Linked DNA regions of Mus musculus: region 1 is linked to region 2. A link is a loop called in an ENCODE intact Hi-C map of the cell type or tissue named here. Cell type or tissue: gastrocnemius. All regions are shown on one strand.

What was found. Hi-C counts contacts between places; a loop is a spot of excess contacts. Peaks named below come from ENCODE experiments on the same cell type or tissue, not always from the same donor. Only the 100,000 strongest peaks of a DNase experiment are listed, where the experiment ranks them.
Region 1: a loop joins it to region 2, with 7 times the contacts of the local background. A loop is called at or near these places in 19 of 42 quality-filtered maps.

The regions. Positions count from the first base shown.
Region 1 is chr12:69,958,174-69,966,173 of GRCm38, reverse strand. It overlaps Atl1 (atlastin GTPase 1), which reads right to left. Exons shown (of 15, transcript NM_178628.5): 13 at 6,702-7,133; 14 at 5,612-5,626; 15 at 2,089-2,946. The coding sequence ends at 2,836. Sav1 (salvador family WW domain containing 1) reads left to right here. Exons shown (of 5, transcript NM_022028.2): 5 at 1-1,162. The coding sequence ends at 34. It also overlaps the pseudogene Gm3086. Among named protein-coding and RNA genes, the nearest start is that of Gm52003, 11 kb to the left of the region's middle. In gastrocnemius, a CTCF peak has its summit at 3,521 (motif pointing left); a DNase peak (open chromatin) is centred at 3,505; H3K27ac peaks cover 2,034 bases.
Region 2 is chr12:70,058,660-70,066,659 of GRCm38, reverse strand. It overlaps Nin (ninein), which reads left to right. Exons shown (of 29, transcript NM_001081453.1): 4 at 3,932-3,971; 5 at 5,319-5,509. Among named protein-coding and RNA genes, the nearest start is that of Nin, 40 kb to the left of the region's middle. In gastrocnemius, CTCF peaks have their summits at 4,352 (motif pointing right) and 7,006; a DNase peak (open chromatin) is centred at 4,359; H3K27ac peaks cover 2,351 bases.

The DNA of each region.
Region 1 (8,000 bases), 100 kb after region 2:
TGCCCAGCAGCATGGCAAGACGTTCTTAAGTTAACTTATCACAAGCCAAGTTTATAAGAGCTTTAAAATATTTTCAGATAAATGACTGCAAACAAGTTCTTTGGTTAATAAAGGTAACTTACTATTTGGAAGTATAAAATTCTAGTTTTACATATATTTTGTTATCAATTTTTTTTCTTTTATTGAACCAAGAAAGTTTTATCATTTAAAAAGCCAATATGGCATATGCTACCAAATGCTGTATTAGGAAACTGCTGGAGACTCTGGACAAAAAGTAGTACAGGAAGAGATTATCAGCATAAACAGGCATTAAATAGGAAACCGTCACTCTCTGACTTTTTATGGACACACCCTTCTTGTTTAGGAAACAGAAGAGGATGAGAGTACATCTGTGATCAGTTGCTACGTGTGGTGTCAAGTGTTTTCTGGAATGAGATGGTTTGACTATTACCATAGGTATAGTTCAAAATACAAAACAGGACTTGGAACCTTTATTGTAACAAGCTTGTACGTGTGTGGTCATCTCCCCCCCGCCCCCTCAGTCCCCCGACCCCCAATGTAAGGAACACCTTTGAAGGAGAAAGATGAAGTCTTTGAGGAATACATTCAGAAATACAGGACTATAATAAATACATGCCTCTTAGTGCGCAACTGTTGCTAATACGGCTTCCTTCCTTTGAGGCAGAGCACATAAGTACAGTTAGCATGGCTCTGAGACACAGCACAGGCTTCCTGACCACATAGAATACTGCCTTCCATCAGGGTGGGCTAAGTTGCCAAAAACGACAATCAGGGATCCAATAAGCAATCTTGGTCACTTAAGTAAATTTTATATTGCCTTTTTTATCTTTGAGAAGTATTTGTCATAAAGGTGTAGAAACAGGCTGTCATTCCTTCCTATTTTTCTTGCTTTGGGTTTAATAGTTGTTCATAATTAGTGCTGAACACTTGATTACAGATAAACTTATGGAACTTCCAGCTGTAAATCTAGAATTCTTGAGCTTCATAGCTCTTCAGTTGTGCTTACAAATGTTGTGAATATGTATATATATTAGTTCTTTTCCTAAGTATAAGCACTCCATGTTAGAAGTGACTTTGAATTATTGATAAAATTTCGCATTTGATTTTATATAACAAGTTATTAAATATATTTTTGTGGAAACTGTCTGGTCCTTGAATGCATGTTTTGGTATATTTAGTCTAATGTTTGATGCTTTATACTTGTTATGCTTTATCATTCTGTTCAGAAGGCCCACAAGCCTATAATGAAAAGAGAAGCTGAAGCTAAAATATGGCTACTGGGACATTATCAGGGGAAGAGAATTAGTGCGCATACGGCCAGCTGTCTGTAAAGAAGTGTAAACTTCTGTTCAGCTTGTAAGCTTACACACATTCTTCTGTCTCTCTTACTTTCTGTTCACCATTTCTGAGACAGTTAAAAATGTCTGCTTGGGCTCCCGGGTAGATGAGGCATTACCATTCTTCCATTACTAGTCTCTCCTCTGATTTATTTTCCTCTAAAGGGTTTAGTTTCGTTAACAAAATTCCACTAAAGATTTCAGTTATTAGAAATATATTATAGCCAGGTGGTGGTGGTAGTACATACCTTTAATCCCAGCACTTGGGAGGCAGAGGCAGGTGGATTTCTGTGAGTTCGAGGCCAGCCTGGTTTACAGAGCAAGTTCCAGGACAACCAGGGCTACACGGAGAAACCCTGTCTTGAACCACCACCGCCCCCACTGCACACACCCCCCTCCCCAACACACAAAAAGAAATATAGACTCCCTGGTTTACATGAACTGGAAGGATGCTACAGGTAGCAACATGTTTCTAATTTGGGAGGTGGGCAGGGCCATCACAAGTTGAAAGACAGCTTGAGCTGCATAGTAAAATCTTGTCTAAGGAGTAAATAAACTTTTTTTAAAATCAAAGAACTGGAAAGTACCTAATACAATTAGCTTGTATTTAAGATGTATATTTAAGTTTGAAGTGGGATCAGAAATAGTGTATGCTCACACCACCTTGAGCACCCAGTCTTGTCTTGAAATGGTATCAGAAAGAAAATGCACCTTGAACTGAGGCAGAATAGACCTTTCATGCCACACCAGACCTCCCAAGTAGTTCTAGAGCCAGTGAGCATTTGGTTTAATGTTAGGAAACAGTAAAGTTTAATAGTTCACATATTAAAAGAATAAACCTATGAAGAATACATTTGTGGTGTACCAAATGAAAAAATATACAGTGCAGTGAAACTCAAACACATGTACAAAACAATTTTTGTGCATTTTTGATCAAGAGATTTACATTCTATATTCATAAAGATATAAAAGAAACAATGTATAGTTTTTGGTAAAGCAACTTTTAAGCTCTCAAATATGTTTCAAGGTAAGAGCCTGTGGTATGTATAATATTATATAGATTAAAATCAAGCCTGCCAAGTTATACTGTGCTTTAACAAATAGCTATGTAAAATAACTTAAATTTTCTATAGAAATCAAATGAGCATATCCAAACCCAGAGTAATACTACACAATATTTAATTATAACCCAGTAGTAGAACTTAGAAAAGTCAAGCAGAACAAATCTATCCTCAAATTTACAAATACCTGAAATGATAATAGCATATTTAAAGACAGAAATGAGGAAACTGCACATTGACAAATAACCATGCATACATACATCTGCTCATTAAACACTGGAGTAAAGAAGTAAACTGTCCGAGTCCTCGGTCGGGTGTTTGGGTTTCACTCTAAAGGAAGCACTTTGCATGTTTGCATGGAAACAAAAGCTTTGATAGTTAGCTGACAAACGGTCATGCACCTGCATGTTTTTAGATTAAATTTTCTTCTTTTCCGGTTGTTGAGTAGGCTCTGACTTGGGTGCAGGGAAAGCTTGGTGACACAGGTGTCTGTGGGTTGCTGCTGCACTGTAAAGCTTGTATAACGCCTAGAATATAAGAACCAGGGTTAGAAGACACACAGGTCTCATTTCCTTTTTAGCTTATAGTACTATATAAAATTCAGCATGCTGAAGTCATACTTTTCAAATACATTTTTGTATACGGTGTGCATGCATGTGTTTGTGTGTGTGGGTGTATGTGGAGGCCAGAGGTTGTTGGGCATCTTCCTTTAATGCTCTCCACATTATATATGAGGCAGAGTCTCTCACCAGTTTGGCTAGTCTAGCCACCAAGCTTGCCCCAAGAATCGCATGTCTTCTAAGCAGAGGGATTATGGATGGGCCACCACATCCACCTGGCATTTGAGTAGATCTGAACTCAGGTCCTCAGCCTTGGGTGGCAAGTGATTTACCCACTGAGCCCTCTTCTCAGTCCCAAATTGATACATCTTTATATCATCACTCTCTCAAACACTGACTGGTGGGGGCTGAAGAGATGGCCTAGCTGGTTTGAGCACTGGCTGCTCTTCAGAGGAGTTGGATTCAATTCCTAACACCCACGTGATGGTTCCTAACTGTAACCAGTAATCCCAACCCCAAGGGATCTGATGCCCTCTTCTGGCCTCCACTGGGTCTGCATGTACATGGTACACAGACTTGACGTGCAGCTGAATACTCACACACATGTAAAACAAACAGCAGTTCCTACTATCTTAAAATGTAGAACAGTTTCAGGCCCACGGCCTGTGCTGGTGGTTAAGCTTATCAAGGTTTTACTCTCTGACCGAACCTCCTTTATCTTAAACATCTCCTAGAATATAGCCCAGCCCAGCAGCTTTCCATGTCCCAGACGGATATGTGGGCATCTCACCGTGAAGTACTGCCAGTTTTAGACAGCATAGATCTGTAACCTCCTGCTGTAATGTATCTTCCAGAACTGGCTACTTTTCTATGTTACGGGTGTGCTAGGTCAGCTAAAGGCTCCCTCTCCGTGCCCAGCTGGGCTCTCTTATTTCGTGTGCTCCCCGGCAGTGTCTCCACTACTCGGTTCTGACTGCGCAGACTCATTCAGAGCCACCACCTCAAAAAGCCTTTCACCACTGACGTGACCTCCTGATTATCCCTCGTATTACTTTAAAGGTGTTTGAATCCAAAGAATTTTAGGGCCTTTCTTACAAGTTTCACTGTGTGATCCAGGTTAGCTTCAAATTTATGATCCTGCTTCCTCCACCTCCTGAGTACTGGGATTACAGACACGTGCCACTACAGCATGCATTCACATATTTACATATTTCACATTTTTGGGTACTCCTAAGTATCTTTGTTTCTCCCCTCAGCTAGTGTAGAAGAGTTATCCCTCTGTCACATACTGAACACCCAATTCCGACTCATGTATTCTGGAGTGTGTAGTTTTGAATATTTTGAAGAACTGGGTAAAAGCTTATTATCTACTTAGCTATTCTCAAAAACCTTCTGTGATTCTGCATAGGTGTTTCCCTAAAGAGGATTTATTCATTCGTGTACTTCATATATGGATGCTTTGTCTGCATGTATGCCTGCACAGCAGAAGGCGGCATTGAATCCCACAGGACTACAGTTACAGACAGTTGTGAGCTGCCATGTGGGTGCTGGGAATTGAACTCAGGACCTCTGGAAGATGAGCCAATGCTGTTACCCACTGTGTCATCTCTCCAGCCCCTATAGCTGTTTTCCTAACACTAAATATGGTTAGTGCCATGTTCAGATATGTAAACGTGGTCAGTACAGCACGGTGTCACCCTAGTTCTGGCATGCTGCTGCTCCTAGTGTACAGAGCTTAATTCCAGTTCTCTTCAGGTATTAAGTTCCCCTGCCCAAGGTTTATGTACAAGCTGAAGTTTGATTTGTTCTTCTAGTGAAGTTAGTTTACTAAATCACGTCTTTGATGGAATCTACTCAGATTGTACTCCTGCTTGGTTTCACTGCAGAACTGCAGGGGATACCTGTGACGGTCGGTCTTCACCGTCAGCCTTACGGGATTTAGAGTCACTATGGAAGCACCTCTAGGTATGATTATACAGATGTTTCCAGAAAGATCAACTAGGTCAAGAACATCCACCCCGAGTGTGGGGAAGACTACTTATCCCATGGGCTGTGGCCTCAGACTGAATAAAAGGAGCAAACGTGCTGAGCGCAAGCATCCATCTTTCCCTGCTCCCTGCCGGCCGCTGCCACGGTCTCTTCTCATACTAAGCCAACCAAACCTTTGCTCCTGTGTTTCTGCTTGTCCACTATTTGACCAATATGGGGAAACTAAATACTACAACATTGAGCTGAAAACATGAACCTTGTCTACACAGAACTAAAATCAAACACCCTTTAATGACACTTTTGTTCAAATTAAGTCCTACATAATATTTGGAATATGTTAAAAGTTCATACAAATTTACATTTTATTTTTATTTTTTTATTTTTCGAGACAGGGTTTCTCTGTATAGCCCTGGCTGTCCTGGAACTCACTTTGTAGACCAGGCTGGCCTCGAACTCAGAAATCCGCCTGCCTCCCAAGTGCTGGGATCAAAGGCGTGCGCCACCACCGCCCGGCCAAATTTACATTTTAGAGAATATTTTCTAAGATTATGCTCTAAAATATCCTTTAATACCTAGTCAGTTATAAAATAGGAATATCATATTTACAAATAATATATCTGTTAATTAAAAAATGTTAGCTTACCTCATTTGTGCTTCCCTGTAGCAAAGGGAATTTTAAAAGGAAAATGTTATATCTTGCTTAATTCATAATTTTCAACTTCATTTGCAATATCAATTATAAGCATTAAGAAAAAATACTCCTGAAGATTTTTAAGTTTAGATTCCGTATTTTATCAGAATATTTTAAAGAACCCAATTCTGCATTTCAGATAAGTTTTAGCAGTGTGTTCTAGGAAGGTGTTGAGGTTTACACAGGTAACCCATCTTTAGCCTTGTGTGCATGAGCGCTGACAAGAGAGTGAGTAGTTTGGGAGGCAGTGTTATTTCAGCTTGAGTCCTCAAAGCACACAACTCATTAGTTACCCTTCTATTACAGAGTACAGACAGGTGTGCTCCTCACACTGCATACTGTCAGCTACCTCTAGATCACAATGGTCAAAAGCTTAAAACATAAAGTTGTATGGGCTCCTTTAATTTCCCTAACTTCTCACTAAGTAACTGAAGAGACTCTGGGACAGTAGTAAGTTACTGTCTTTCTTTCTTATATATTCCCACTGTCTTTCCTGTCCTTAGTTATTTGACCACCATGCCATGGTGGTCCTGACTCCCTCAGCTGAAGCTAACTAGACCAGCAGAGCCAGCAGCTGGCCCACAGGCAGCTACGTCAGAGGCTGACCACTGGCTCATGCTGCAGCTTAGTGCAGAAGTATAGGTCAATTACAGTCTGAAGTAATCTGATACTTAAAGGGAATGACATATAACCAAATGATTGTGGTTCACATATGCCCCTCACCAAGCCAGTGCTAGTCAAGGGCTAAGTTAAGTTTAACTCAAGGTCACGACAGCTAAATGACTGTCAGACACTACTAACACTATTAACTTCTCACACGGTAATATTTTAGAATCAGAGAGTAAAAATGCTGTTAATGTATGTATGTTTTAAATACTAAAATGTTAACTAGAAAGCAGTTGTGTAGGACTTAGTTAGTTGCTCAAATCTTGGTATACTGTAAAGTTTTAAAGAATGGGCCCAAGTCATGTTCACCTGTATATTTCTAATAGTGAATGCAACACTAATTACACAGCATGTGCAAACCTGAAGGTACTCTCACCTGGTCCCACAAAGCTGCAGCTACCTGGTCGATTACAGCACCCAGCTCTCGATATTCGCCAGAGTAGCGGATATATGCCCAGGTGCAGAGGGTGATAAGCGTCAGTCCCATGATCATGTTGCACAGGCTAGCTATGATGTCCAAACCAATGAATCCAGTCACACCAGCAATCACGTATGTGATAAAGATGACAACGAACAGTGTGGCTGGGGTTCGAGCAGCATGGAAGATATTTTTGCTGTCATTGTGCTTAATATACTGGATGTAGAGTTCATCTATTTCACTCTCCAGCTGCTGCAGGTAACGCCGGCTGAACTCTTCCCCGCCCATCTTCTTCACGCCTCGGAATAACTTCACAGATTCTTCTTTTAGCTGCAGGTGCTTGCTTTGCAGGTCGTTAGGGGCCAAAAATGGTTTATCACCACCACAAACCTGTCAGAAAGAGAGGCTTCTGTTTATGTAATATGGAGTAAATTAACAACTGTGTCCATGCCTTTTCTTGGAGTACACCAGAATGCTTCCTAAGAGTGATGGACTAAGGGGTGGGCTACACTTCCACCACCTCGAGACACTGCAGCCAGAACTGTGTTGTCAGTCAGAGCACAGTTACTATGAACAGCCTATTCAACTGCTATTGCTTAAAGTATAACGTATACAATTCATGCAGTGCAGAATTTTCATAATAAATGATTATATTTACTACACTTCTCTCAACAGTATTTTAGAGCCCATTTCTACTTTATTAAAAAAGTTCGGTACAGTAACATAGTATTTTGTGTTATGCTAACTACAGCTTGATACTCTCTGCATTTATGTATTTTGATTGCATCAAGAAGACAAGTTGAGGGACTGACTAAACATCTAGGTATATGTACATACGTAGCGATGTTTGCATGACAGAATTACTTGATGCATTTCTCACAGGCTGATTCCTGTCATCATCAGTCTGAACTAGTTGCCTCCATATCCACGAGGATTAACCACTAAATGTGGCTAGTATACTGCCTTATATAATAAAGGCGTTTTATGATTTCTGCTGGTGTTTTTCGAGACAGGGTTTCTGTGTAGCCCTGGATATCCTGTAACTAGCTCTGTAGACCAGGCTTGCCTCCAACTCAAGGGATCTGCCTGCTTCTGTCTCCCAAGGGCTGAGATTACAGGCTTACACCATTATGCCTGGATAATACAGTCATTCTTAATCCCCCTTCTGTCTCTGTTTCTCTCCACAGGGACTCACTATTACAGCTCTGGCATCAAATGTACTCTGTAGAGCGGCTGGCCTCAAATTCACAGTAATCC
Region 2 (8,000 bases):
GCTTCCATGCTGGACCATTAGTTAGGGGTGAGAGATGGGGAAAGAAGTGAGAGATCTTGGACAGTGATGGATGCACGGAGGCTGTAGCACCCTGACTGTAGACTCATGAAACACTGGGAACTATGGGAGAGCGTCTTCGTCCCTCAAAGGCTTTACTCACTATTTTGACAAGCATGGGGAGATACATGAGCAAACACGAGAAGCCACGCATGCCCTGCCACCTTTGGAATTGTTGCTGAAGATGTTCTGAAGTTGTATGCTGCTGCTTCTGAAAGGAAATAAAACTTGAGACATGTAATTCATGTAATTTATGTCAAATAGCCCAAAGAGTTGTTTGTGAGCTTTGAAACCTGGGGCTGAGAACATAGCAGAACAGGCCAGGTCATGCCTGGGCAGGCCCGTCATCACATGTCCTGACTGGCCTAGTGCCTCCCTATCTCCCGCCCTTCTGACAGTCTGTTGATGTTTAAATGAACCAATCATGTGAAACCGTGCCAATCCCTCCCCCAGCCCCACCCCTTTTCTATAAAAGTCCCTAACTTCCAAGCCTTGGGGTCGAAATCACTGTCTCCTGTGTGAGATACGTTTCGAACCGGAGCTCTGCCATTATGGCTCCACCATGTGGTCAACACCTCTGTCTCCTGCGGGAGATATGTGTTGGCCCAGAGCTCCGTCATTAAACTACCTCATGCTTTTACATCAAGATGGTCGTCTGTTCGTGATTCATGGGTGAGCACAGAATGAGAATTGAGTGGGGGCTTCCCCACTAGGTTCTTTCACTTCGTTTTTTGTTCCAAGATGCTCTGTGCCTGCTGAGGCTCTTTAAAGTTTGGGCCCAACGAGACCGCCTTTCTTCCCTTTTCCCCATCAGTGTTCATTGTTTAAAAAGTGAAGAACAACTCGTGTTTAATAGTTTCATTTGGACCAGTGGTCCTGAGGTCATAAACTCCATTTAATATGTTATGGGTGAGATGCTGAATAATGAATTTGCATGATTTCCGGTGCCAAAGTAGGGTGAGCACTTGGCTCAGTCTGTTGGTAGCTGGGATGCTCTTATCAGTGGGCATCTATGGATTTAAAGTCTTATATATAATAGCAGTTTAATTCTGATCAGAAACAGTAGTTGGGGAGATCCCTGGAGGATTGTTGACTGCCACTCCCCTCTGCTTCACCAGGACACACACATCTAGAAGCTTAGAGCACTATCTTTATCTAGAAATTCCGGACAAGTGAGATAATGAAATTGTTACCCAAGGAAACACCTGGGCCCCAGTCCCAGCCATTCCCTGTCCGTTTGGCACTTCAGTTAGCTTAGCCATCTTGAGACATGACCTTTGGCTGTCTCCAGTTCAGCAGAGTCTGTTTGGGGATTTCATTTGGAGGTTTCAGCTTAGCTGAGTCCATGACTCTTAAGCATCCCTAAGGACTAAGGAGCTGTGAATTGTAGTAGACACTTGCCTCTCCTTGAAGAGGAGATGACTACCATGAATGTAATGGTTAATATTGTCAACTTGATGAAATCTGAATTCACTTGGAGACAAGGCTCTGGGCATGCCAATGAGGGATTATCTAGATTAGGTTAAGTAAAGTGAAGAGAACCATGTTAACTGTGGGCAGTGCCATCCCATGAGCTGGAGACCTAGACTGAGCAAAAAGAAGGTCACCAGCATGAATGGAAGGAAGTTTCCATTGCTCTCTTAATTCCTGACTAGGGACACAGTGTGCCTACCTGTCTCCTGCTCCTGTGTCATACTCTCCCTTCGGTGATGGACTGTGTCCCTGAGAACTGTAAATAGAAACAAACCCTTCCATCCTTCAGTTGCTCGTGTCAGGTACCTAATGAGTGTGTGTGTGTGTGGGGGGGGGGGGGTTAAGGAGCTATGCCAAGGTAGCCTAAAAGCACATTAAGTCATGTCATCTTGAACTACTGAAAGACAGTGTTTGGTGTGAGCATTTTTTTGCACCGCACACGATCTGCCATGAGTAACCCAGGCTCTGCAGACTGGAGTTAATTAGGCCTATCTTCCTGCTGTGTTTATTTCAGAAGTCTAAGAAATCAACTAGCATGTTACAGTTTAACCATCCCAGTGAATGGGCTGGTTATTTGGTATAAAAGGCAACTTTATTCATAAAAATCTCTCTCTCTCTCTCTCTTTCTCTCTCACACACACACATACACACACACACACACCATGTATTTCTTCCCCTTTTAGGACTTTATAATTTTCGGGCTGTGTACAAAGACCTAGTTTTCATTTCTATATGTTAATGCTTTGCTTCTGTTTGTCTTCTCGCTGTTCTCAGATAGTCCAGTCTACCCATGGGTATTATAAAGTCCAGGCTGACACAAAACTCCTAGTCCCTATCCTTCTGCCTCCCGGGTGCTAGTGTCTCTAGGCCAGGGCCACCACACCCGTGGATTAGAGTTGTGTGTGAATTGTCTTCTCAGCAGGACTTTCTTCACTGGCGTAGATCCTCCCTGTGGGACAGGAGCAACAGGCAGCTTGCTTGAGAGACCCAAGCCATTTGCAGGAGAACCAAAGCCACATGTTATAACTGGCCCAAGGAAGATTGATACAGAATTTGGCCAGTGGAGCAAGGCTGGATTTGTTCCAGACTTGTGATGAGGGGGAAGTTACCAGTACAAAACTACATGGCTCTGACCTTGGAGGAACCTCACTCAGAACTTACTATGCTAAGGTGTCTAGTTCAAATAAATTCCATTATGGTCAATGAATTTACTACCAGCACAAGTGCGTTGAATTCAGCTTTCTGGTCTACCTGTGGGACTGCATCTGTGTTTGCTCTCATTGACAGGTGCACCCAACCCATTCTTACTTCAGGAATTATTAAGGACTCCTGTTCTCTTTGTTGTCTGTAGTTCAGATGACCGTCAGGACTCAGTTCATCCATTGCTGCTGTTAGGACATCAACCTTCACTTTCCCAGTGTGATGTGTCCTTCTCAGTCCCCATTCTGTCTTGCCTCCTCTTTTCTGGTCCCCATGTCTTCATTGGCATGTGAACTTTATTGAGATTATAATATAATTACATTCCCACCCCCCTTTTGTGATCCAAGTCTTCCCATATACCTCTCCTTGCTCTCTTTCAAATTTGTGGTCCCCCTTTTCATTAAGTATTGTTACATGCATATCTTGATTGTATATACATAGATATTATAAAGACTGAGAAGGTTATACTTAGGAATATCTATATAAGTGTTACTCGTGTGTGTGTGTGTGTGTGTGTGTGTGTGTGTGTGTGTGTGTTTTCAGGGCTCAGTGTTTGGTATTGAGTAATGGCTTGGTGTGCTCTTCCCTAGGGAAGACAATGTCTTCTCTCAGCTTTCCCTATGTGTCTGTAATTCTTTGTGTAGGGTTGAGGCATGTACATTAGTGTCCTCTGTGTTCAACTCATGTTTAAGTGGTCATGTTGGTGAGACTTCACGAGTGCCTTTACAACCTTTCTGCCTTCTCTTCTATATATGTACTTTGTTGGACAAGAAATAAGTATGTGCTGCTCTTGTGTGTGTTTCCAAGATGTAGCATGAAGGAGATCGATCACTCAGCACTTACCCACTGAAGAACAAATGTGTAAATTTGAATTCACATTTGGTGAACTCTGCATATTCCATTTAGGCTGGTTTAATGGGTTCTAATAGGTTCTGTTGTTGAATAAGTAACCTTAAAAATGACAAGACAACTTCCTAGTGTCATGCAAAGACAGTACTTTGTGCTGGCAAGGTTGGCAAAGATCAGTCTATTTCAAGAGGTTTCAACCTCTTGATTGGTGGTCTGGTTAACTGAAAAGAGCCCGTTCCGACTCAAAGGCTAAAGTCATGCGTCTAACCCACATGGTGACTTGATAGCTAGGGAGAAATGTGGTCCAGAGGCTGGGTTCAAATGTGTACTCATTGTCTGTTGCCTTCTCTAGCACTGGAAGACACAACGCAGTGAGGAGTATGAAGCAGAAGGTAAGCAATTACAGTGGGGTTAGGGGGACCACTGAGGAGGGAAAGCCCTGGCTGCTATGGCTAAGGCACTCTGTGCACCACTTTCCTCCTTCTTGCACTAAAAGGAAGTGATATGCTAAGATTAGGACCAACAGCAACAGACAAAAAAAAAAAAATTTCCAAGTGACACTTTACACTCTTCAAACCCTGGCTATTAACACTGTAGGAAAGATGGCAGTGACTATATAGCAGTCCATGTATAGAGGACGACTGTAGTGCAGACTGTCAAAGGGGCTCGTGAACATCTCCAACATGCCCAGCTTGTATCTATAGATTTATAGATGATATATTATGAAGTATCTATAGATAGACTATGAAGCACAACACAACAATCATGTGGCCACCAGATGGCACTGTGATTCAGCTCACGTTCCTGCCTAACCCCCAGATGAAGTGTGGATAGTAAGTATAATTAAAACAATGTGTTCTCTGGCTCTCCAGCCTGGGATAATAGTACAGTAATGGGTTTAAATTCTGTCAATAAATATCAGGAATGACACTGAGTGCCCTTCCAGCCTTCCATGGTTCTCCCAGGCACATAAAATCATGCCCACAAGTATCCCAAGTCTAAGCAGTGACTTCACGCGTTCACATTTGCATTGCTAGTTTAGAAGCAGGGTGGCTAATGCAGGATAAGTAGTCTTGGCATTTGAGTAAGTAGTTTGACCCTGTCGTTAAACAGAACCTAGCATACATCCACAGATGCTAACACACTCACAGTTCGCAGCCTTGTCTTTCAAGTGAGTCTCGGGTTTCTGATTTGGAAAATAGATGAACGTTAGAGGCTCATTATGGCTGTTTCCTTCCCAGGAAAAGGTGCTATAATACTTAGCCCAGAAAGACGGCAGAAATGAAGCATTGGGAAAGCAAGCGCCAGTTGAGGCATCTGACCTCATGTGTATGAGACAGTGTTTCTTTCTCATGGGTGATTGTCCCAGAGCAAAAGCTGCCTTCAGTTTACATTTGGACTTCAACTAAATCAGAGTGGGTCAACATTTGTAGTCATCTCATACAGTGTTCATTATAGGGCAGGAAAGATGGCTTAGCAGTTGTGAGTATTAATTGTTCTTCCAGAGGACCCAGGATCGCTCTCCAGTACCACACAACTGCTCACAACCATCTGTGACTCTAGTATCCCTGTGAGCACTCTATGTATGTAGTACATGACATGTACGCAAGCAAAACACTCAGCCATGCAAAAGAATAAAAAACAATAGAAAGAATTGCCTTCCAAGGGTACCTTTCCATAGCAGGCACTGTCTCTGTGCAAGTCCTTTGGAGACAACAGAGTTTTTGCTTTGATTTTAGGCCAGCTGAGGTTTTGGAACCCAGATGACCTGAATGCTTCACATGGTGGGTCTTGCCCTCCTCCAGACTGGATAGAAGAGAAACTGCAAGAGGTTTGTGAAGATCTGGGGATCACTCGAGATGGTCACCTGAACCGGAAGAAGCTGGTTTCCATCTGCGAACAGTATGGATTACAGAATGTGGATGGAGCGGTAAGCCCATAGCTGGGGTCTGATTTGGAATAATGAGAAGAGCTTTGTCTGCCCCCAGGCTGGTAAGAGCAGCACTGTGACTTCCTTATTAGAGACACAGCCTGCCTGCCTGCCTGCCTGCCTGCCTGCCTGCCTGCCTGCCTGCCTGCCTGCCTGCTTTCTTGCTTGCTTTCTTTCTTTCTTTCTTTCTTTCTTTCTTTCTTTCTTTCTTTCTTTCTTTCTTTCTTTCTTCCTTCCTTCCTTCCTTCCTTCCTTCCTTCCTTTCTTCCTTTCTTCCTTTCTTCCTTTCTTCCTTTCTTCCTTTCTTCCTTTCTTCCTTTCTTCCTTTTTTTTTCTCCCTAAAAAGACATTCTACAAGATTTGGGAAAGTCATGTTTTGTGGCAGAAATCAAAGCTGATGTGGCTGAACTTCCTGAATGTATAGTATGGTCACCTACTGTGCTAAGTATGTCACCCCACATGAGACGCATCAACCAAACCAAACAGTAAAACATGGGAGAATGCAGAGGAGGGATGAAGAGAGCCTCAGGCTTGAGTTAGGAGAACTTTGAAAGCCAGCCTGCTGCATGTTCAGTTCTGGAAAGTTCTCAGTGTCATCTTTGGGCCCTTGGGTAGACTAGAGCAGTTCACAGGACAGGCTGCCTCTCTAGCCGTGGTTTGAAGTTTACATCACGCTGGTGTGAGGAGAGCCTTGGTTATATAGAACAGCCAGACTCTGGCTACGAGGAAATGGGGCCAGGTAGCTTGGTAGTTTTGATAGCACAAAATGTCTTCAAGCCCCAGAGAGTTTATGACGTAAGATTCTGTTTTCCCTTTTTGCTGAAGAATCATGGCAGGATCGTTAGGATTAATGTGGGATTAGCCGTGAAGCTCTACAGAAAAACCTATAATTCTAGGACGTGTCTTTTAGAAGGCTACAAATAAAGATTAGGGGCAGTTAGAGTCAGGAATACAGTCATTGCTCCAGAATCTTTGATTATAATGACATCTGATACCATGTTGGCTGCCTCCTCGGGACAAAGTGGTAGCATATTCCTAACCAAGAAAGAGGCCGATCTTTAAAACCTGCCAAATAGCCTGACTTGCAGAAAATTTCGGTTTTTAGTGTTTTGTTTTTTTTTTTCTTTTTCTCATATGATGTGACCATTATATAAGCCCCTTGACAACCTTTGGAATATCCCAGCAACCCATTTATTTTTCAACGGTGGCTATTGAGTCATAAAATTAAATTAATTGTCCTAATTTCTGAATCAGTCCAGTACAAAGAGTCTTGGGTTGTTTTCTGTTTTGTGTTTTCCCAAGAAACATTGCACAAACTTGAGTTACTGATCTGAGGACAATTTTTGAAATATAAACCGCTGCCACTCACAGGGAGCTGGCGTCCTCTTCTGCAGGGAACTCCTAAAAACTGGATACAAGGGGCACATTCAGTTCTTTCTCTGTGCTGTTGGAATTAGGAAGGCATTGCTCATCAAGCCTGCGCCTGCTTAGTGTTTCCACTCCCTCCCACCAGGAGGAGCGAGGAGGTGCCCTGCACTTCTTAGTTCTTAGCCCAGAGGAACAGGCTGATTAGCATAGAACTTGGGGTCCTGCAACTTTAAACCTGAGAGCAGTTTGAACTCTGTCAGCCCTTTGCAGAGGAAGCCTGTGAGATCACTGCTGCCCCCCCTTTTTGCGGGGGGGGGGGTAGTAGAAGTAGATGAGCTCTCTCTGAAAGTCACACCCCTCATTCCTTTCTCTAAGTGAAGACAGCCAAGAAGGCCGAGTAGGCAGGCTAGCTCCCTCGAGGCCACATCAAACCCAAGGATAACGTTGTTTGACTTGTTCCAGTGTTTTAAAAGCTGGACTTTAAGGTACACTCTTTGAAATTGGAATTTTCCCCTAAGTATTTTGTAATGGCGAGCCACAGTCATCTCCTCCGGAGACCACAGGAGACCATGTGCTGAGCTAGCTTAGTTCTCACCACTTTCTGATGTCTGAAGCCTCCATGCCTCGGCCACTCCCATCACCTCCCAGGACACTGTGGTGTCCCAGTTCTTGGACCCTATTCTGGTACATGTTTCACAGCCTACACCCTGGGAAGTCAGCCATCCACCGACCTGGCCAGTGTGGAAAATGAAAATGCCCTTGTTCCCAAAGAGGGCTGGTCCCTCGGTTGCTCAGGTAACCTGCGTTCTCTTGAGTCCTTTTTAAATTTACATCCCTTTACCCAACACTTCTCATCCTGAGCTCTTGACTTAAAATAACTGGCAAGAGTCTACTTTGGCAAGCTGATGGATTAAGTGATGGGTGTTCAGGCCACGTAGAAAGTTCACTGATTTGGCTAAGGTCAGGCCAGCAATAAGGACATAGTCCATTGCTTTGTCTGGATATTGTGGGCATTTCTGGTTGAATGGTCCTGAAAGCCACTTCCACTAGTACATCGTTCTTTTGATTGGTGAGAATGAGACAGAACAGCTGAAGGCTTTTTGGCAACCTCAGCATCTTGTCC